Regions from separate parts of the Homo sapiens genome. Here region 2 is linked to region 1. Evidence: read pairs that join two places in POLR2A ChIA-PET (ENCODE). Cell type or tissue: GM12878. All regions are shown on one strand. Each heading gives the region's core, and the rest is flanking DNA. Links, peaks and the distances in the headings are about the cores only.

Evidence for each region. Peaks named below come from ENCODE experiments on the same cell type or tissue, not always from the same donor. Only the 100,000 strongest peaks of a DNase experiment are listed, where the experiment ranks them.
Region 2: POLR2A ChIA-PET joins it to region 1 with 11 read pairs; 5 of 35 experiments call an interaction of 5 or more read pairs at or near these places.

What each region holds. Positions count from the first base shown.
Region 1 is chr22:21,757,434-21,769,933 of GRCh38, forward strand. It overlaps MAPK1 (mitogen-activated protein kinase 1), which reads right to left. Exons shown (of 9, transcript NM_002745.5): 8 at 11,762-11,887; 9 at 2,224-6,807. The coding sequence ends at 11,771. Among named protein-coding and RNA genes, the nearest start is that of YPEL1, 28 kb to the left of the region's middle. RefSeq lists a silencer at 1,066-1,512 and enhancers at 7,229-7,278, 7,289-7,338, 9,649-9,718. In GM12878, for the core only: no CTCF peak of the experiment used is centred there; DNase peaks (open chromatin) are centred at 5,483, 5,947 and 9,845; H3K27ac peaks cover 2,824 bases.
Region 2 is chr22:21,684,701-21,694,984 of GRCh38, forward strand. PPIL2 (peptidylprolyl isomerase like 2) reads left to right here. Exons shown (of 20, transcript NM_014337.4): 10 at 53-213; 11 at 1,783-1,858; 12 at 2,192-2,298; 13 at 2,943-3,032; 14 at 3,373-3,406; 15 at 4,032-4,149; 16 at 9,116-9,172; 17 at 9,893-9,965; 18 at 10,055-10,117; 19 at 10,237-10,284. Among named protein-coding and RNA genes, the nearest start is that of PPIL2, 24 kb to the left of the region's middle. RefSeq lists enhancers at 2,176-2,676, 4,294-4,343, 5,609-5,718. In GM12878, for the core only: no CTCF peak of the experiment used is centred there; a DNase peak (open chromatin) is centred at 5,881; H3K4me3 peaks cover 326 bases; H3K27ac peaks cover 192 bases.

The DNA.
Region 1 (12,500 bases), core at 1,896-9,895:
CCAGAGCATGGAACCGGTGTCATGTTTCCAGTCGATTCAAGGGAGAGCATCTGTAGGCCCGATGTGTGGATGTGGGACATTATTATACGAAAAACTCAGACTCTAAACTTTGGTAAGAAGTTAGGAAACAAGACGGAAGGAAGAGGGAAACAAAATAATTTTTCCAGGCATTGGTGATTAAAGATGCCTTTCCTTTGAAAGTACGCAGGCTGCTGTTTTCTGTGTGTGCCCGTAGTACTAGGGTGGCTCTGAGTACAGGAAGCGACAATGGCCCAGAGGGTCCTTCTGATACCCAGATAAAGACAAAACTTGCCTTCAAATGGAAAACTGCTACTGTTCACATTCTTGCTGTAATCATCAGCTTTTACACACACACACATTTGTGGAACCCCACAGAAACATCACAGGCTGGGTGCAGTGGCTCACACCTGTAATCCCAGCACTTTGGGAGGCTGAATCATCTGAGGTCAGGAGTTTGAGACCAGCCTGGCCGACATGGTGAAACCGTCTCTACTAAAAACACAAAAATTAGCTGGGTGTGGTGGCGTGTGCCTGTAATCCCAGCTACTCGGGAGGCTGAGGCAGAACTGCTTGACCCCAGGAGGCGGAAGTTGCAGTGAGTGGAGATCACGCCACTGCACTCCAGCCTGAGCGACAGAGCAAGACTCTATCTCAAAAATAAATAAATAAAAAAATATAAAAAAAATCACAAAGCTACTGGACATTGGCCTTCTTGGCCTGCGTACGGCTGAAAGATGTTTTCCTTTCTCTCAGGGACCAGCAGCTCCAGGCATTTCCTGAAAATGGGGACTGCCCTGCTGCAGACCCCGCTCCTGGCTTCTGGCGCTACAAAGTATTTGGCAGGAACTCAGTGACTACTGAATGGATCTGGAGCAGATAAGAAAGCCAGTGTGAAGTCCCAAGGAAACCCACAGGATTGGCACTGGCATCTTCCATTGGGTATTTTGTGACTAAAGCTGGACGGGGTCCTTCTTCCCTCTCTCCTTGCTCCTGCCACCACCGTAATGTCACCATCAGCGACGGTGATATAGCTGGCCTCACAGTTCCCCAGGCAGCCCCAGACAACTTTCTGCTCTCCATAGACAGTCTAGACTGGCGATGCTGAGACGCTCTATATCATTGTCCGGACATGGCGGGGTCTAGGACCACTGCCCACACCACATGCTCAGCCACAACACATGCCCAGCCACTCAGTCTCCGCCCACGTGCCACAGCCCCTCCACTGGTCCTGTGGTTGCATCCCACCTGGTCTCCCCACTGCACCTCTTCCCCTTGGTCTTCTACTTCGCCCAGCCCAGCTAACGTGACATGCAGGCAGAGGGTGTCCTAGCGTCACTGCAGGCCCTTCCAGCGGCGGGCAGTCCTCCTATTACAACTTTCACGGTGGCTCTGCCTCATCGTCAGCAGAGACCTTGTCTCCCACCTTCACCTGCAAAAGACACATCACAGGGCATGATCTCCCTCCACTCTCTCCTCTCCACCTGAAAATGATGTCGTCTTCAGCTGTCCTTGGCACCAGACTCAAGAGAACGAGCCCTGTGTCCATCTCGGCCCCATGGGGCCCAATGCCACCATCCCCTCCACTGTTTCTCCGCCTCACTGCTCCTTCTTCCTAGAGTCAGGAATGCTAAGCCTGTCCCTAGGAAAACCCATCCCTGCACTGCTTCTCTTTGGCCACTCCCAAACCCTGCCCCCTTGGCTTCAGGGCCGGGGGTGGGGGTCTGCACTTGCTTCCACAGCCTAGGGGTGTTTCCTGTTCCCCTCAGATGGTCCAGGCCAGCTCTGAACGTGTTGGTTCTAAGTAAACACAGCGAACTGGCCAGCCTAGATGCTGGTCCAAACTGCCATCTGGAACTGCTGAGCTACCGCTGAGAGAAGCCCATCACAAAGTGGGGAAAATGGGACCAGGCTCCTCTGCTGAACAAGGAAGATGATTATTCTGATTGCCTTATACAGAATCTGGACAACAGGGAAGACTGTTAAGTCTCTCAGGGAGAGGGCCAGTGGAATACTCCCACAGTGCTTCAAATACCCCATTGCAAACTCCCAGTTTAGGTGTGATCAGCTCACTTCCCTGAAGGTTTCTGACAGGAGGGTTTCTTCTCTGATTAGTAAGAGGGTTTCCTCTCAGATTAGCAGTTACGTTTGTTTGCAGGCATTTTAGTGACACCTCACAACAAAATTTAGTGAAATAAAGCAGCATTTAAAAAGACTTGCTATTTACTGAGTACTTGCTTTGAAGTACTATGCTGAACAGTTGAAATGTATTTTTATAATCTTTACCATATACAAGGCAAGTAATATTGCTTCCACTTTACAGCTGACAGTCTGAAGCAGAGGAAGAAAGCAGAGACGCAGAATGACTGGCCCACAGCCAGCCGCAGTTATAAGCAGGGGGTAGTTCTGAACCCAGCTGGATGGGTCCAAGGCCTGTGCTCTTTCCATAACACCACATCCAAAACATTTTCCAGTATCTTTGTTTTGTAAATAAGTCATTACATAATGCCCAATATTGATAAGAACCAAATGTCCAAGAAATCCTATCTTTATGACTTCTTGCTCTGAAAAAAGGGGTTGCCCAGGATGTCTGCCCAGCAGTGGGGTTGCAGAAGTTCAGGAGGATGAGGAGATGGGCGTGGGCACCGCCTACCCCCCCCCCCACAGGTGAAGGTCTGAAGAACCACCTGGAGAACCCTAGGAGCACTGACATCCCCATTCAACTCGAGGAACAGCTCACAGCCCTAACACAAGTTACCACATGCAGAGCAAATCTGGAAGACATCTGGGGAACATAACGAAGGACTAGACAATTTCACGTTTTCACAGATGAAACTGCAATTAAACTATACATGCACGGTGCTGTGTTATTTTGGTAATACAGGGACACAATTTAATGATTCTAAGGATTTTTTTGTAGTTTTTTTTTTTTACAAGTCAGGTGCCATAAACATTCAAATAATCCATCTTTTAAAAAGTACGTTTACAACATCAAAAGAATTAAGATGAAATATAAACCTTTCTACTTACAATTTTTATACAGATTAACCAAATCACAAATACCACAAATAAATGTTAATGTTAAATTGTAACAATATAATGAATAAACATTCAGATTCTTAATAAAATCTTCCTTTAACATTTTTTAACTTACCATTATACTAAATAATCTATGCAGAATTTTGGGGTACAATACCAAGAAGGCACCAACAGTACAAAGCAGATACAAAGCAGTTTCAGAACTTTCTTGAGTGCTCTACACGCATAAACAGCACAAGAAAAGGCAACAAGCTTTAGGTAAACCTGGTGCAACCCTGGAGGACTTGCTCTGGATTTCCATTTGTTTCTGACCCATCATGTCAAGGTGGATGACGTAAGAGAAACCACATATTCACTGTTATAGCTTCTCATCTGCACCACAGGAGTATCATGTTTCAAACACCAGCATAACAATTTTAAAGCACAAATGCTTTAAAAATGTATAAGCAAAAGGATTGCTCAGATTTTCAAAACCATTACATTTACAAAAATATTTCCCTTAAACTTGGGATTGCTCCAAAACATTGATTTACAAATATAAAAGTATTATGGAAGGACCCAAAGCATGTGTGCGTATGTATGTGTGTATTAACATACTGTTACCATACTATATAAAAGTTACCAATTTAAAAACCATATTAACATATAAGCAAATAAAGAGAAAACAGTTTCCTCTGAATGGCTGAAATATTACGTGGCATGTGGTTGGGTAGTTTACTTTTGTGATTCCTTAGAGAAAACCACTGGTGAGCTACATGTAGCTTCTCAAAGCTACTGGTTACCTCTACACCCACTGCCTGTGCCCAAGAGCAGAAGGAATGAGTGTGCACACACCACACACTGTGCACTGCACACACAATACAGTATTCTTCTACCCAGATGCCACAATGTCTGCGTATCTCTGCTAGCTTTGAGGACCTGTGTCAGGACAGAGTCCTCATGATTAGTTCTTTCAATTCCATCCCACTGGCTTGTTCAGTATTTCTTTTATACTAAATGAAAGGACTGGAATGTTTCAGCAGGAATTTTTTGCTTACATTTTAGACACCAAAAAAGCTATTAGTCTGAAAGCTTATTTGAACATACAAATAGTGGAGGTGCTGTTCCGTGTCACTAATATGAATTAAGATGACCTAATCTGTACATTTTTACAAATGTAAGAAGAGCCAAAATGATGCATCTACTACACATGATAGCTAGCGCTTTTCATAGGTACCTTGGTTAGGACCATTCTCTGCCCAGTTACATTATGTTTGGCATGATTAATAAAAAGCACACAACTTATGGCTACAATGATTCTAGAATGAAGTTAGTGGTTTCATGCCAATCTGACTCCACAGTACCAGGAAGGGGAATGGGAAGGAGCTCACAGTCTCCAGATGTTAGTAGCCAAGGATATGGTTTTCTATTTAGAAGAGGACTCCAAATTAACCTTATAATAGTAACTTTCCATTTAAAAAGAAACAAGAGTAATAAAACTGTCAATGCTTTTTTATAAATGAAAACTGACTAATCAGTGTTATCCGGTAACAGTCACATTTCTGTGTCCCGTCAATGCTGTGTGGACCTTCAGACGGCAGCTCTGAGCACGCAAGTGAAAAGCGCGTATTTCAGGGCAAGAATAGAGATGTGGGTCTGTTTTCCGAGGATGAGCCAGCTATCCTTCCTCAGCCACAGGAGTGGTGAGCGTGAGCACCCTGGGCTGGGTGGTGAGGACTGCGTACTGTGGGGCGGCCCTTCCCAACTCTTGGCTGTGCCCAGCAGCACCTCTGGGGCACAAGGGCAGGCCCTCTTTAGAGAGAACCAGGGAATCCAACCTGAGATGTCGGGGCTTCTTTGTTAGGGTTTGACAGAATATTTGAGACCTAAGATTGTGAATAAAGGAACATGACAGCATCGATTCTCTGCCGAGCAGAGGTAAAAAGGACCCTACAGAAGTACCTTTCTAACTCATCTTATGTAAATCCAAGTGCTGGGCCAGTGCCTGGGCGGCAAAGTGAGGCCTGTGAGCATTTCTGTGTTCAGCACAACCTGAACCTGACTGTCCATTCAGACACGCTGATCCAGAGGAAAGCAACACTGAATCTTAACATGAATGTGAAGATAGAAGATGTACATTTATTTTCATGAATTACAAATGCATTTCTGTTCATATTAGCAGGCAGTCTTTATATAACCCATTCTCCATTGCTGTCAAAAATCAAACAAGAAAAAAGGACAGCTGAGAAATGAAAAGCTAAAAATAGAATTATTTTTCCTAAATGATCTGCTGGATAGCATTTTCCGTGGAACACAACTCAGAGGTAACAATAGAGTTTTCATTTCAATCGTAGGCATGTGGCACTTGGACAGTCATCTCTGCACAGAAAGCTGTAACAGTCATGCGAGGGTACAGTAATTATTGAACAAGGCAAATTTCTCACCACAGAGAGCAGTGGGGAAGTCAAGAGGAGGCACCGCACTGGGACAGAACACCGAGTCAACTCCACAGTACACAGTGGCAGGAACAAATACTTAAAGAGATCAGTAAAATATGGATAGAGCTCCAAACACGAGTTAGTGCTAGCTTTTTCTGACAGTCTGACTCAGCAGTATCAGAAATATTTGAGTACTTGAGGACAGAACAGTGCTTCACGTCATGAGCTCCTGGAGGCTTTATTACAAATTGTTATACTGTAGGTTGAAAAATGAACTTGAGATGCTGACATGCTGTAGAAGGAAAAAGAATTGTATACTTTCTCATTTAAAGACGCAGTGTTCCTCTCTGCTAAATCCTCAGGCATGGAACGTGGTTACTGAAACACCCACATTTGAAGTAGCTCAAGGGCGTATATGCACCAGCATGTGGAGTTCCACCCTGGGACATCCCCAGAAACCGCCCACAGCTCAGCACTGCAACCTTTGTACTTCTCTCACCAAATGTCGAGTGAAGCTGCCACTTTAAATCTTTTTTTGTAAGTCTTACAAACATTAAGTACTGCACATAACGCTTCTTGACAAGTGTTACACCTCTATATGGTACAAGTGACCACAGTAACTACAGAGTGACACTGCTGGGTGCAGTACTTCCTTTTTATTTAGAAAAATGACTGCATTTTCTAAAAGCTGGGCCAATAGCACATACCTTATATATGTTAGTGACTACCATGATATGAGAAAAGACGTGGACAAGTGCTCCCCAAGGATTCCGGAGACGGAAGCACTTGCTGCAGGCTGCAACATCAGCCAAGGTATTTCCACAAGCTCCTGCTCTGGGGAAACAGTTATGGTCAAAAGGTGAAGTGCAAATAAGGGGCTGTCACTGACTTAAAGTGCCCTAGGTAGTAGCCTTCCCTATCATAAAGTGAGATGCCAGTGACTAGAGCCAATTGGGGAAGAATCTCTCTCTGGTGCGGCTGCATGGTCAGCAGGGCATCATGTAGAAAAGGATTCAGGAGAGGGAGGAACCACTGCATCTTTCAAACCAGAAAGCAATTAGTGACTAAAGCAACAGTAAGCAGTAGGTGCACTGAAGTACATACTGCCGCAGGTCACCAATGGGTGACACACACAGGGCTGCCAGGAGGAATTCTCTGGACTGAAGAAATTCTTTGAAAGCATAAAAGCCACAACTACCAGAAACCGCCCCTCCAAACGGCTCAAAGGAGTCAAAGTGGATAAGCCAAGACGGGCTGGAGACAGGACCAGGGGTCAAGAACTGGGAAGAAGAACACCGATGTCTGAGCACGTCCAGTCCTCTGAGCCCTTGTCCTATAGAAACACAAACAGACCACTGAGTTAAGAGTGAGCCATGTGAAAACAGCATCATCATCAGCATCACAAAACACAAAAGTGACAACAGTGAACCACATTAAAACAGCAGCAGCAGCAATAGCATTATGAAAACAGAAAAGGGAAAAAAGACTCCTGCAAAATGGCCATTTCTTTGGACACATTTGGGCAAGGATAACACATGGCAGTTCTGAAGGGGCCAGGGTCAGCCCTCACTCCACAGGCACCTCCTCTCAGACAGTTCTGAGGTGGTTTCCACAACACTCATAGGAAAGACGCCACTCCCCCAGCCTACGCTGACTGCAGTGTTCCTAAGATGTCCTTTATTTACCGTAAGATATCCAACACTAGTGCATGAAAATCTAGCAGAGTATCACTTACTATTTCACAGAGCACTTTCAGAGCTGTGGTTTCCATCTGCCACTCAGGAGGTGGGGCAAGAAGAATGGGCTAACTATAGCCAAACTGTGGACTTGGAGATGGGCTAAGAGGGAGAAGTGGTCTCTTTTATGTAGAGGTGAACTGCAGCCAAACCTACGGGTTGGCAGGAAATTAAAGCTGCCCTAAAATGCTTTCATCTTCAATAAACCAAAGGGAAATGCGGTTCATGCCCCTAGTGATCAATCCACCTGAGAAAATTCACAATCAGGCAGATGAAGAAGGAAGTTGAGCACTGACCTCTACCTTCACCCGCCTCACAGGGTAGGAGACTGAGGACATGGGCTGGGTAGGAATGAGGCTTGTCACAGGTAGTAGGCATGATCAGCTTTTAAACTTGCCCATGGAAACATTTCTAAAACTGACCCCCTTAAGCAAAATACAATGAATATAATTTGACCCTTTTTTAAGACCTTTCGGCCACCACTACAAATATCACTTCATTGCTTCCTCTACCAAAGGGGCCCCACAGCTGTGCTCTGTGGTCCTGGGGTGTATGTTTCTAAGCCTTTCTTGCTGCAGCCAAACGGTCAACCGTGCCCTCCCAGTGTTCCCATGTTTTATTACACCTTTACCTCCTGAGCTCTCCAATTCAGAGCTCCTGATCTCCAGTGTGTGGGCTGGGAACTCAGAGACAATGCTCCTTAGTATTGTGAATGAGTCCTGAGAACTTTCCCAAGGAGCAAGGCTAATCACAGGCAGTGTGCAGCCTGCCACTGTTTCATGCTGGCAAACATTTCAAGAAAATGACATTCTGGGTCCAAAATACCTGGATTCTCTGCCTAGTTTTGCCACTTGATGTACAATTTTGAGCGAAGTGCTCAAAGGCTCCTGTCTTCAGTTTCCTCAATTATAAACATGGATGCATGCTGACTTCCCAAAATTCTGTTGTGATCACCAAAATGAAATGTTTATGAAAGAACCTATCCCATAGTTTAATCAGCCAACCCAGCCCCAGCTTCCCCTGGATTCATGTGATATTCTAGATGACTAAATTGTAAGTCAGTCTAGACGTTGGCAACGTCCTTTGCAATGAATGGATAAAATGCGATGGGTTGATGGGTGGATAGAGGAACAGATGGACAGATCTATGAGAAAACAAGTAAGATGTTAATGTTAACTGTATAATCTAGGTGGTGGGAATATGGGTGTCTACTTTAAATTCCTTCAACTTTTCAGAATAGTTGAAAACTGTCACTAAAAGAATGTTGGGAAAAAAAATCATGCTATAAGCACATAGGGAGCATCTGTGTGTCTTCTGTGTCTGGAGCAAATGAACAACGCACAGAGGTGACTGTCCTTGCCACGCCGGGACTCTCAGAGTGGTGGTGGACCTGAGAGGGATACTGGTCCCCCGCCTTGCAAAGCTGGCTTCAGGAGGCGTTCTGCCAGCAACTGCGCCCTGTGGCCTCAGGAGCAACCCTGCCTCTGTCTTGCCATCCTTGTGCCTGCGGTGCTGCCTGTCTCTTCAGTGGCCTGACCAGTTTTCCCCCAAGTCCCTGCTCTCAGAGGTCCTCCTGCATCCTTACTGCCACCAGAGTCACCTGAGCCACTGCTTCAGGTCAGGCAGCTACCTGTGAGGGAGAGCTGGCCTCCTGGGGAAGCAAGGGCCACAGCCTGGGCTGGCCTCTTTCTCTGCAGCCCCCCTCTTGCCCAGCTGTCTGGCATGCCCGCCTTCCAGGGTCCACACAGCTGTGCCCCTCCCCAACCAGCAAAGAACCCAACTGTCAGGTTTCAGCTGCAGCACAACTGCCGCGAGTCGGCCACACTCTGTGAGGCTTTAATGTCTGCCTTACTCTCTGGGACCCACCATGCCTGTGTCCATCTCTGGGACTCTGTATACTCCTTGTTGTTTACATTTCCTGCTATGAGGCTGCTGGAAAGCAAAACCTGGGTTTTATTCATCTTTGTTCCTTTCCTAACTGGCGAAAGGAAGTGCTCAATGCTGATTAAATGATGAAAAACAAATTATCACGTCAACCCCAGAAGCTCTTTTATACTAAAAATGTGCACAGTTGTGTGTGTGTGTGTCTTTCTCCCCTACTACATGGGCCCCTCTGAGGCTGTGTTTAGGTCCTGCTTGCCGCGTTTGCTGTTAGTGTCTAATGCAGACTAAGCAGGCAGCACTGCCGCCTGACCTGAAGCGACAGAGATGAGATGCTCACAAGCCACCACCTGGCTGAGGGAAAATGACTGTGAAAGGAACTGTGAAGGAAGAAAAGCAACAGAAGTTGCTCAGCTCAATATTCTAGGTTCTGTAAACGGCAAGAGAGTGCTCTTCACAGAAGGGCAGGCCTCACAGGCCATCCAGGTCTGTTATGACTACCCCACGCCGCTGCTGTAGAGGAAAGGCAGCGGGCTGACCAAGGTCTAGTTAACCTGACCTTGTACAGACACTGGGAGTGTGTCCTGGAGCCTCACGGAGGGAGAGGGACGGACTCTTGAGAAACAGAGACAATTGCTCCACTGTGAGCACCTCACAGAGGAGCCAGGAAGGAAGTTCTGTGGGGACTGCAGGTGTGAAAATGGTTGGATCCTGGGGCCCAGCTTTCTGTCAGTGAGTGATTGTGCAAATCACTGTGGCTAACACCTCCTCCACTAGAGAGCCACATGTGTATGGGGCAACAGAAGACATGAACCAGCTCAGCCCCTGCTGATAACAGGCTTCTTTCTCAGTCACTCCGCAAGGCTTATGGCTAGCAGTCCACTGCACGTCCTGTTCGCGTGACTCCACAACACTTCCCTTGGGTTTGAGAGATCGTCTTTTGGGGTGCGTCTGGTGTTAACAGCAGGCTAAGTGAGGGCTTAACAGTGCCAGCAGCCCTGCCTCCCCCAAGTTGGTAGGTTTAGAAAACTTGGAGTCTTTAAGACTTTGCCTTTCCTCCTCCTCTTGAATTTGCCGCTTCTCACCACTTCATTTCTAGTCCAAGGCTACGGCCCCTTTGGTATGGAAGACCAGGCATTTGTTCTTAGCTGATCTCCTACCCAGTATTCCCTCATTTCAACCCCTCCTGCTTTGATGTCAGACTTTTGAAAACACCATTTTCCGGCCCCCAAACTACTAGTGTCTATTCCCTACCAATTCCTCGTTCTGTTGCCCTGCCTGGCTTTCAGGGCTATCTGCTTGGAGGCTGAGTTGGTCATGTCAGTCCTCAGCTCATGTCTACTTGGTTCTTTGTTCTTACTGACGGGGAATGGACGCCTCTAACTGCAACACGGTTCTGTCCAAAGCATCTCCCCAGCAACTGCTTCTACCTTGGCTCACAATTCTTTTTTTTTTTTTTTTTTTTTGAGACGGAGTCTTGCTCTGTCGCCCAGGCTGGAGTGCAGTGGCGCAATCTCGGCTTGCTGCAAGCTCCGCCTCCCGGGTTCACGCCATTCTCCTGCCTCAGCCTCCCGAGTAGCTGGGACTACAGGCGCCTGCCACTGTGCCCAGCTAATTTTTTGTATTTTTAGTAGAGACGGGGTTTCACCGTGGTCTCGATCTCCTGACCTCGTGATCCACCTGCCTCGGCCTCCCAAAGTGCTGGGATTACAGGTGTGAGCCACCGCACCTGGCCCACAATTCTTTATTCACTGCTTCTTTCTATAGAGTTCTAAACACAAGTCCAGTTCTCTCTCCTCTTGTCACATACTCTCTAAAATCAAGATTTGCATTCTTTTCCTGTATACTTTTCTTTTCTGACACAGGGTTCACCCAGGATGGAGTGCAGTGATACAATCATAGCTCATTGCAGCCTTGGACTCTGAGATTCAAGCGATCCTCTCCCCTCAGCCTCTCAAAGTGCTGGGATTATAGGCATGAGCCATTGTGTTGGGCCTGCTCAATTTTTAAAATCTACCAATATTGTCACATTGTTCACCTTCCCTTATGATCTAAGCACATGTAGCTTCTGTGCAGGCCCATGTAAATCCCCCTGACTGGCCAGCCCAGCCTCCATCTCCTGGATGAAGTTTCTCCAGCTCTCCAGCCTACACTGCTAGTCTGAACTGGTAACAGGGTCTGGGCCCCTTGCATGTGACATCAACTGTAGAACCAGGTCCCAGCTAGGAGTTTCTGAAGGGGCAGGCACAGAGGACTCTAATACTAAATTTATTTAACTGGTGGCTCTGCTTTCCATGGGAGGGAGTCCTGAGGCGAACCCTTTCCAGAGAGATGCTCATGTAACTGTGAAACTGCTCTGGACAGGCAGCAAGGAAAGGATGAGAACCCAAAGATGAACAATCTGGAATATGAAAAAGTTGTTTCCAAATAATCACATTCACTACCCTTGAGAGTAAAGGAGGTACTTGGAGTTTCTAATAAACGAGAGAGAGATTCCTAGGAGAATATATGTAACTTTCTAAATAATTTTTAATTCTAAATTTAAAAAAATACCTTCCAATAAGGAGCTTGGAAAAGAATACAAAATAATGGACCTTGAGGAACATAATATTCTAGAAACAAAAGGCAGCGCCTCCCTTGCTAGAGCTCACTGTATTAAACTCCAGGTACCTGACAAATTTAAGATCTGTATCCTGGCTGGAATCTAGCAGTCTCTTCAAAAATTAGTTCTTTGAGCTTTTCCTTAGGCAAGTCATCCAATTCCATGTCGAACTTGAATGGTGCTTCGGCGATGGGCTTTAAAAGAAAACAAAACATTTAACAGTCAAAGTTGTTATGGGTAAGGCAGTAATTTACTGATTCATAAAATGACCACTGCTCAGATTCTGAATTTACAACAGGACTGATGTCTCATAAAAACTTAAGAGTTGATGGCCGGGCGCGGTGGCTCACACCTGTAATCCCAGCATTTTGGGAGGCTGAGGCAGGCGGATCACTTGAGGTCAGGAGTTCGAGACCAGCCTGGCCCAACATGGTGAAACCCCATCTCTACCAAAAATACAAAAAATTAGCCGAGTGTGGTGGTGCACGCCTATAATCTCAGCTACTCAGGAGGCTGAGGCAGGAGAATCGCTTGAACCCAGGAGGCAGAGGTTGCAGTGAGCTGAGATCGTGCCACTGCACTCCAGTCTGGGTGACAGAGAGAGACTGAGAGTTGTGCCCACACTCCTCAAGTTCTCATAAACACTTAGCCTGGGAGCAACTGAATCTGTTTCAAGTGTTTTTCTGAACTTACCACAAATCCCAGAATAATTTTTAAATGTTTTAAGGCAGTGAATGTCGAAATAAGAGAAATGTGCTGCTGTTGGGGTGGTGGTACGTTTATCCAATCAACACCCATAATACTAAA
Region 2 (10,284 bases), core at 2,252-10,251, 72 kb before region 1:
TGGGGAGGCTACTGGGGGCTCGGCGGCTCAGGGCCATGCTACTGTTTTGTAGATGAAGAGAAGGCCAAACAGGACCCGTCTTATTATCTGAAAAATACAAATGCCGAGACCCGAGAGACCCTGCAGGAGCTCTACAAGGAGTTCAAAGGGGACGAGATTCTGGCAGCCACCATGAAGGCCCCGGAGAAGAAGAAAGTGGACAAGCTGAACGCTGTGAGTGGCGGAGGGCACTCGGCCAAGCCCAAGCCCCGTCTTCCTGCCCATCTCATGGCCTCTTGGAGTGGTCCTGGGAAAGGGGCTCATGGGGGCCTGGGATACACGGCAGGGAGGCAGCCAGGATCCCCCAGAGCTGTGGTGCCCCTGATGGCTCTGAGTGCACAGCCCTGGGGCTGCCCTGAGGCAGATAGAATCTGAGAAGGCAGAAGGGGAGGGGCTGATGTCCACACTGGTCGTTGAAGAACCAAGGGGTGTGTGGGGGCATGTAGGGGAGATCCCTGCCACAGAAGGTCTGCCTTGTGCTGTGGTCCCAGCCTGAGCTCAGTAGCCAGGGCAGGCACGTTGAGCGGGCACATGTGGTTCTGTGGTGGCTGGGAGGGCAGGGCCCGATGTGCACTGGGGCCCAAAGCCATGCCAGGGAGAGTTGGGGCGTTTCATGGTCTGCTGCGGTGCTGACGTGGATGGCATGCCTGGGACTGCACGGTGCCACCTGTCTGGGGCTGTCGTGTTTGCTTCTTCCTCCTGTCAGGCAGAGCATGGGGATCTGGAGCTAGGGGGAGGGCAGAGACATGGGCAGGTAGCTCTGAAGTTCTCCTTCTTAAAGAATTATTCAAATTCTGGAAAATTTGAAAAAGAAAGCTTGTTGTCCAGTGTGTCACTCCGTCTAACACACTGCCCTTAGCACTTTGATATATTACTTTTTTTTTTCTTTTGGAAACAGGATCTTGCTATGTTGTCTAAGCTGGTCTTGAATTCCTGGCTTCAAGTGAGAGCCTCCTGCCTTGGCCTCCGAAAGTGCTGGAATTACAGGTGTGAGCCACTGTGCCTGGCTTGTATTTTCTTCTGATGGGAGAAACCCCTTTTTCTTCCTCTATGATAAAAAATAACATTTATTGGGGCTTTTCCCCGACCCCTGATTAAATATGTAATGTGTTTAGTGTAGAAAGTTTGAAACTTTTAAAAAGAAATGAGGCCAGGCGTGGTGGCTCACACCTGTAATCCCAGCATTTTGGGAGGCTGAGGCAGGAGGATTGCTTGAGGCCAGGAGATCAAGACTAGGTTAGACAACATAGTGAGACCTTATCTCTACAAAAAATCAGCCAGGCGTGGTGGCATGCGCCTGTCGTCCCAGCTACTCAGGAGGCTGAGGTCGGAGGGTCACTTGAGCCCAGGAGTTGGAGGCTGCAGTGCACCAGGATCACACACCACTGCACTCCAGCCTGGGTACAGAGCAAGACCTTGTCTCATAAAAAAATTAAAATAAAAATAAATGAGAAGTCAGCCATACACTCCTAACCCTGAGGTGGCCAGTCCTGTGTGGTATTTTATCTCCAGGGTTTCACCTGATATCATAAGAGTCGGGATCCAGTGGAGGCCAGGGGACCCTGGCTTGGCCTAGCCTTGGCTTCTTCCTCCTGCTGGTTGGGGAGGCCCTCCTGGAGGAGAGGCACCAAGCAGGGCCTGGGGGGCAGGGGTGGCGTGTGGTTGGCTTCTAGGCAAGCGACACGTCCCCACCCAACTGCCTCCCATGGCACTGCTGAGGTGCCACCCTGGTTTCCTTGGCAGGCCCACTATTCCACAGGGAAGGTCAGCGCTTCCTTCACCTCCACCGCGATGGTCCCGGAGACCACACATGAAGCAGGTAGCCACCTTGGCCTCTGTAGCCACCTGCCATGTGACCCAAAAGTGGCAGGGGGTGGGTGTGCTCCCCGACTCCCACTTTATTGGTCTGTCAGGGGCTCCCACTGTCACCTGAGCCCCTAGTCCTCCCCCTCTTAGCTGCTGAACCCCTGCCAGCCCCATGAGGCTGGGGTGAGCCTGTGCGTGGCCTAAGCAGACCCTCGGCCTCCAGCTCCCCTGCTCTCCCCAGAGCTGGAGCCTAGTCCCCGCCTGTGTGTCTGAGGTCGGTGCTGCCTGGCATGGTGGGGCTGCCCCAGGGTGAGGGCAGGGGCTGAGCTGGGACCTTGGCTTGTAGCTGCCATCGACGAGGATGTGCTGCGCTACCAGTTTGTGAAGAAGAAGGGCTACGTGCGGCTGCACACCAACAAGGGCGACCTCAACCTGGAGCTGCACTGCGACCTGGTGGGTGTGGAGGCCAGCCACTCCCCATGCCCCAAGGTCATCTCTGGGTCATCTGACAGCCATGTCTTAAATATAGGGCTGCCACTGGTATGTGCTTGTTGTAGGAAATTCAGCCTGTCACTAGGCGGGACCCGCAGCAGTGCCCTGTGTCCTTCCTAGGGGGCCGCGTTGGCAGCATGGCCTGCGCACAGGTGCCAGTGTCTCAGAGAAGGGGCCAAGCCGCACCTGCTGCTCTGCCCACACTTCTCCCATGCGCTGTACTCTGGGCCGTGCGGCTGCACGGGTCCTGTTGCTTAATGTTGTGGGTCCATCCGTGCCCAGTGTGGCTGGGCAGCTGACTCTGCTACATGTTAAAGACCAGCCTGGCCAACATGGGGAAACCCGTCTCTACTAAAACTACAAAAATTAGCCAGGCATGGTGGCGCATGCCTGTAGTCCTGGCTACTCGGGAGGCTGAGGCAGGAGAATGTCTTGAACCTAGGAGGCGGAGGTTGCAGTGAGCCAAGATCGCGCCACAGCACTCCAGCCTGGGCAACAGCAAGACTCCACCTCAAAAAAAAAAAAAAAAAAAAAGCCTCCTGTGGCTGTGGTGAGCTGCCTTTGGCAGCTCTCTGCTTCATACAAGTATTGGGGCTATGTTGCAGACACCAAAAACCTGCGAAAACTTCATCAGGCTTTGCAAGAAGCATTATTACGATGGCACCATCTTCCACAGATCCATCCGGAACTTTGTGGTGAGTGACGAGAGTCACTGGCTGCACAGATGAGCTTGGTGGGACATCGGGGGCTGGGTGGGCTTGTCCCTGCCCCATCCCAGGGCCCTGGCCCATCCCACGGTGGCCAGGATGAGTCCAGTTGGTGATCCTCTGTTGGGGAACCCATAGACTGACCCTTGAGGCCCCAGCCCATCCAGAACTGGGTTCACAAAGGGAGGTGGCTGGGAGGGCCCCTCATTATCACCAAGAGCCCAGCCCCTGTGTGGAGCCATCTGGCAGGAGGGGTGTCCTTCAGTCAGGCAGGCGGTGGGCCTCGGGTCTCAGAGTGTGACTTGCTCACTGGCTTTTGTTTTCACAGATCCAAGGGGGCGACCCCACAGGCACAGGCACGGGTAGGTACTGGTGCTGGGCCCCTCTCTGGGCACTTTGGCTGCTCCGTGGGGCATGAGGGGGTAGCTGGGCAGGGGTTGTGCACAGCTCAGACATGGAATCTGCTAGACCAGGGTGGAACGACTGGCAGCCATCAGTGCTGTGCCCCCTCAGGCCTGGCCCTCAGTTTTCTCATTTCCAGGTGGCTGTGAGGCCTGCATGGTAGAGGAGGCAAGAGTGTGTGGTCTCTTCCCTGGGCCCCTGGGGTCTGCCTCAGACTGAGGCCAGCCCTCCCTCCTGCAGCCTCTCCAAGCCCCTCAGCCTGGCAGCTGCTTGGGTCCAGATCCCCCAACCTCTGTATTCCCATAGCTTGAGTGATGATGATGGTGGCCTTGACTCTTTAATCCCTGTCCCGGGGCAGGCCCCAGGCGGGGCTGGGGTGAGTGGGCAGCAGCCTGCCTGTTTGGAGGCGTGGGGGCTCCAAGGGACCCAGGAGTTGGTGGCGTGGGGCTGGGAGCCTCCCTATCAAGTGCCCCTGCCCCAGGCTGGGCTCAGCAAGGCCCTGATGCCCCTCGGGACTCTGAGGTTTCTAGTTCTGCCTCGGCTGGGGCCCAGGCTTTCCTGCTCCCATGGGCCTTTCTCTTCCAGGTGGGGAGTCATACTGGGGGAAGCCCTTCAAAGACGAGTTCCGGCCCAACCTCTCGCACACGGGCCGCGGCATCCTCAGCATGGCCAACTCCGGGCCCAACAGCAACAGGTCTCAATTGTGAGTCAGCTGGGCTTGCTGGGGTGGCCTGGGAGGTGAGCCGGCACTCTCTGCGGGTTCTTCCTCTTGGCCCTCTCTGAAGGGTGTGCTGGTTCTGAATCATACCCAGACGGTGTACGGCACACCTAGGCCAAGCATGTGCACCTGCGTTCAAAAGGGGGTCCCCAGAGTGAGTCAGCAGGGAGAGCTGCCCGCACCGGGTGTGTCCTCGAGAGACCAGAAGTCGGGAATTACTGGAGGTCCAGAAGGGCTTCTTGACAGGGACCAGGCATTCGTGTGGGTGCCTGTGGCCAGGCAGTGCTGGGGGAGGTCAGCGTGTGGGAGGGGTTGTGCAGGGCACAGGCTGCACAGGGAGAGGCGCCTGGAGAGACACAGGAGGTCTGGCCCTGGTGCATGTGGGGAGCAGTGTGCAGTCTGGTGGCAGGAGGCAGGGGATGGGGGGCCAGCAGGGCCATGCACACAGGGGCCGGATGCCTGTATTGTGGAAGAACAGAGGTGCCCTTTCCATCCCCAGACAGTGGCCTGATGTTATGTTTCAGTCTTTCAATCGTTTTCTTCACATGGGTCCTGTGACTTCCGGGATAAAGCAACCTCTTAAGGATTTTTTATAGTTTATGATACTTTTGTAAATGGACTTTTTTTTTCCCAACTTTTGGGGATCATTGCTCATGTAGAGAAAAACTACCGTTCATTTTATATCTAGCCACTTTAACAAATTATCTTATAATTCAAAAGTTTTTAAGATTTTTTTGGGTTTTCTAGATAGTCACGCTTATCACCAAAAGCTGGTCTGCTCTCTGCTTCCCTGGTGTGCACATCAGTCACGTCACCGTCACGTCACCGTGGGCCTGATGGGGGAGGAGGATGTGGGCATCTTGCTGTGCTCCACAGAAATCGCTGTTTTGCCTTCTCAGAACATTTGTTGTTGGGCTGTTTTTAGGAGGGTGGCTGACTTTTTAGAGGTTTCTTTGTTAGCATCTACTATGATGATTCTGTCCTTTTTCTGGTCCTCCCGGGATTTGTGGATGTGGCCACTACAAGGCCAGAGTGGATGGGTGTCTCCGTGGCATTCTGGGGTGAACCCTGGCCTGTCGTGGCTTCGCCGTGGCCTTCTGCCAGCTCACTGTCACACGTGGTCTCGGTTGTGTGGACTGGCTCCAGCAGGTTTTGCTGTGACAGGTGTGGCCCCTGCATGTTACGAGCAGGGCTGGCTGTGGCTTTGTGGCCTGGAATGGTTAAAATCACAGGGATGGCCAGGCGTGGTGGCTCACACCTGTAATCCCAGCACTTTGGGAGGCTGAGGTAGGTGGATTGCCTGAGCCCAGGAATTCGAGAGCAGCCTGGGCAACATGGCAAAACCCGATCTCTACAAAAAATAAAAAAAATTAGCGGGGCATGGTGGCGTGCGCCTGTAGTCCCAGCTGCTTGGGAGGGTGAGGTGGGGGGATAATCTGAGCCTGGGAAGTCAAAGCTGCAGTGAGCTAGGATCGCGCCACTGCACTCTATCCTGGGCAGCAGTGAGACCCTGTCTGGAAAAAAAAAAAAAAATCAAACGAGTCAGCTGTGCTTAACAGCTGGGCAAAGGCAGCTGGCAGCTATTCGTGCCACTTCCTTGGGGCTTTCATTTCAGGGTTAACGGGCACTTGTTTCCATGAAGGCTGGTATTCTCTTGGCCTCGCTGTGCTGACCTTTTTTTCTCATGCCTAATCACACTTTCCATTCCTCAGTCCCTTAGTGGTCTTTGAAGGGTTTGTCTGTTTTCACTTCACTTTGAAGGGTTTGTAATTGTTTTCAGTTTCTGTCTTTGCTTCTTCATGGTGCTTTTCCTCCTTCCTCACTTTAATCCATGTGTGTTTCTGATAGCCACGTCTGTCATTTTGAGGGTGCATGTTCCCTCTTCACTGCTTGCTGGTTGTTGGTAGCTTCCCTTTCAATTTCTTCTCAGCCAAGGATTGCCTAGGACTGTTGGTTATTTTCAAGTAGGTTGGGTGCGTGGTTTGTTTTTGTTGTTTGGCAGGGGCCAGGGCAGGGAATCATTTTATTATTTTTTATTTCTCTTTGGCTTAACCAGCCTGTGAAACTGCTGACAGATCAGTTGCCACCTTCTCTTTTTTTTTTTTTTTTTTTTTTTTGAGATGGAGTTTCACTCTTGTCACCCAGGCCGGAGTGCAATGGCGGGATCTCGGCTCACTGCAACCTCTGCCTCCTGGGTTCAAGCGGTTCTCCTGGGATTACAGACGCCCACCACCACACCAGGATAATTTTTTGTACTTTAGTAGAGACAGGGTTTCACCATGTTGGCCAGGCTGGTCTCCAACTCCTGACCTCAGGTGATCCACCCACCTCAGCCTCCCAAAGTGCCGAGATTACAGGCATGAGCCACCACACTCGGCCTTCTTTTCTTATTTCTAGTAGTATTTTGTGCTTTCTTGGACAACTGTTGCCAAAGGTTTGCCTATTTTACCGTATTCAAAGATCATTAGACTTTAATTTGTTACAGCTTTGTTTTCCCTTTTGTGATTCTTGTAATTAAAGATTTTCCAGGAGGAGGCCAGGCGCGGTGGCTCATGCCTATAATCCCAGCACTTTGGGAGGCCGAGGCAGGCGGATCACGAGGTCAGGAGATCGAGACCATCCTCGCTAACACGGTGAAACCCCATCTCTACTAAAAATACAGAAAACTAGCCGGGCATGGTGGCAGGCGCCTGTAGTCCCAGCTACTCAGGAGGCTGAGGCAGGAGAATGGCGTGAACCCAGGAGGCAGAGCTTGCATTGAGCCGAGATCGCGCCACTGCACTCCAGCCCTCCAGCCTGGGTGACAGAGCGAGACTCCGTCTCCAAAAAAAAAAAAAGATTTTCTAGGAGGAGCTTGCCTCAGGATGGTTCTTTTACTTTCCTCTTATCTGAGTTTAATTCTGCTTCTAGTTTCCTTCACTGTGTTAGAAATCAGCAAGAGAGGGAACTGCTTGCAGGTCAGAGCTCAGGTCTGCACCGTTGCAGATGTCACATCTGCGGACACTTGTCTGGTGGCCTCGGGTGTGGTCAGACTTGGTGGGCTCAGGAGCGTGTCCCTGCGTGGCTGGGGGGTGCATGTTTGATGCAGTGGAGGTTAAGTCCTGTGTCTCACCAGCCGGGTTGTGGGCTGTGCCTGCCTGCACCACCCTGGGGAGTGCTCCGTGCCGCCAGCGCCGGGACCCACCCCATGTCTTCCATCGTTTTCTTTTCAGCCTCTCTGGCTCTGCCCTCTGAGGGCTTTTTGAAGGCTCACAGCTGGGGTCTGTCGTGTTCTCCTTCATCCTGACAGTCTTTTTTTTTTTTTTCTTTGAGACGGAGTCTCGCTCCGTCCCCCAGGCTGGAGTGCAGCGGCGCGATCTCGGCTCACTGCAAGCTCCGCCTCCCAGGTTCATGCCATTCTCCTGCCTCAGCCTCCCTAGTAGCTGGGACTACAGGCGCCCGCCACACGCCTGGCTAATTTTTTGTATTTTTAGTAGAGATGGGGTTTCACCGTGTTAGCGAGGATGGTCTCGATCTCCTGACCTTGTGATCCGCCCACCTTGGCCTCCCAAAGTGCTGGGATTACAGGCGTGAGCCACTGTGCCTGGCCAATCCTGACAATCTTAAATGTGGACTTAATTCTTCAGGTGGTCTGTTGCGTTCTATGATCTTGTTGCTTTCTAGTTACCATTTTTTATATTTATTTTCATTTGCTTCTCTTCTCTTTCTGCTGGTTTGGAAATTAGATGTTTTACTTCTGGTCTAAGGTTAAGAAGGACATCTATTTAAAGTCCAAAGTTGGCCAGGTGCAGTGGCTCACGCCTGTAATCCCAGCACTTTGGGAGGCCAAGGCAGGTGGATCACAAGGTCAAGAGATTGAGACCATCCTGGCTAACACAGTGAAACCCCGTCTCTACTAAAAATGCAAAAAAATTAGCTGGGCGTGATGGCGGGCGCCTGTAGTCCCAGCTACTCAGGAGGCTGAGGCAGGACTATGACATGAACCTGGGAGGCGGAGCTTGCAGTGAACCGACATCGCGCCACTGCACTCCAGCCTGGGGGACAGAGCAAGATTCCATCTCAAAAAAAAAAAAAAAAGTCCAAAGTTATGAGGTAGTCTCTGCCTTCCTCCCAGACCAGGCTGGCAGAAACTCTCTCCTCGTCTCATGGCAGTGCTGTTGGCTGTTTTAATTCCACCCCATTTCCTTTTTTCTTTTTCTTTTTTCTTGAGACAGACTCTGTCGCCCAGGCTGGAGTGCAGTGGTGTGATCTCAGCTTACTGCAACCTCTGCCTCCCAGGTTAAAGCGATTCTCCTGCCTTGGCCTCCTAAGTAGTTGGGACTACAGGCACACGCCACCACGCCCAGCTAATTTTTGTATTTTTAATAGGGACAGGGTTTTACCATGTTGGCCAGGCTGGTCTCCAACTCCTGGCCTCAAGTGATCTACCTGCCTTGGCCTCCCAAAGTGCTGGGATTACAGGCGTGAGCCACTGTGCCTGGACGACCTGAGCATTTTCTTAGTCCATGTTTATTTATGTTACCCACGTTTCTTAATCCCTTGACTCCTGTTCTGGCTTTGTTGCCTCCTTTCTCCTCAGTCCTTCAACAGGTCCCTTGATGACATGGGGCTGGCTCTGGTTTTCCAGGTGTCCCCTCGTCCCAGCCACCTCCCACAGAGCTGCATGGCCAACCTGGTTCTGGGCACAGGGACCACCTGACAGGCAGTGGGCAGCAGCCGGGGCAGCAGGAAGACCTGGGGACAGCTGGAGTTCCGGGGTCCCCTGGGCAGCCTTGGGGGCTAATGACCTGCCCTGGTGGGCAGCGCAGGGAACCACGTGCACACATGCGTCCGTGGAAGCTGCAGGTTCCCAGAGCTGGCTGTAGAGGGTGGGCAGCTCCTGGTGTGCTCTTAGGCAGGCCAGGTGCAGAAGGTGCCATGCTCTCCCTAACCATCCAGCCCTCCTCCCCAGCTTCATCACGTTTCGCTCCTGTGCCTACCTGGACAAGAAGCATACCATCTTTGGACGGTAAGGGAAGCGGCTGTGTGAAGCCTGGGGGGTCAGTGGGCTAGGTGGGTTCCTTCCCCACCTGAGGCCTCCTCACTGCCTTTTTCGTGGACCTGAGTCATGTGCCATGCTGGCCATCACTGCTGGGGGTTGAGGCTATGCAGAGCTGCGATGGAGGGTGCTCCATGTGCCAGGGAAGTCTGGCTCTCTAGACCCACCGGGCTCAGGAGAGGAGGAAACTCGCCCATGTGGCCTGGACACTGCCCTGTCTCAGACCCAGTGGCGCGCCACTCGCAAGCCTGGCCACACCCAGCTCCCTTCACCCTCTAGTCCAGGGGTCTTTCCAGCGTTGTGGGCCACGTGGTCTCTGACGCCCACCCAGCTGTGTGGAAGCAGCACGAAACAGGGTGGACGCAGGTGATGTGGTTCTGGCCAAGTGGAACTCTGTTTACCAAACCAGCGGGGAGAGCACAAGCCACGTTTTGTGACTCCTATTTTTCCTGTGGGTGGGGGAAACCAAAAAAAAAACAAAAACAGAAAAAAACCCAGCTGGATATGCCCAGGGCCATGGTCAGCCGACCCCGCCCTTGCCACTCCCTCTCATCGCCTTCCTGGCTGCTGCCCAAGGACCACCAGGCCAGCCTCGGGGCTCTCAACCCCTCTTCCCACGTGCCTTGGGGCTCAGCCGTGGGGGTGCCCTCCTTGAGCACACGCAGACCCACCTCTGTCTCCCTGCTGCAGGGTTGTTGGGGGCTTTGACGTACTGACAGCCATGGAGAATGTGGAGAGTGACCCCAAAACTGACCGCCCTAAGGTCTGTGCCCAGGGAGGTGGGGCGTGGCGGCTGGGGGCCAGGCAGGCAGGGGGAGGACCTGCCGTGCACTGAGCCCCCTTTGCTGCTAGGAGGAGATCCGCATTGATGCCACTACAGTGTTCGTGGACCCCTATGAGGAGGCCGATGCCCAGGTGAGGGGGCACGATGCCACCACCTAGGAGGGTCTGGGCTAGTGCACTTTTCCACCCCAAGCCTAGCATCTGTCCTGCCCGAGGTGCTGCCGGTTAGCCAGCGCCCTGTTGTGCCACAGATTGCGCAGGAGCGGAAGACACAGCTCAAGGTAGCCCCGGAGACCAAA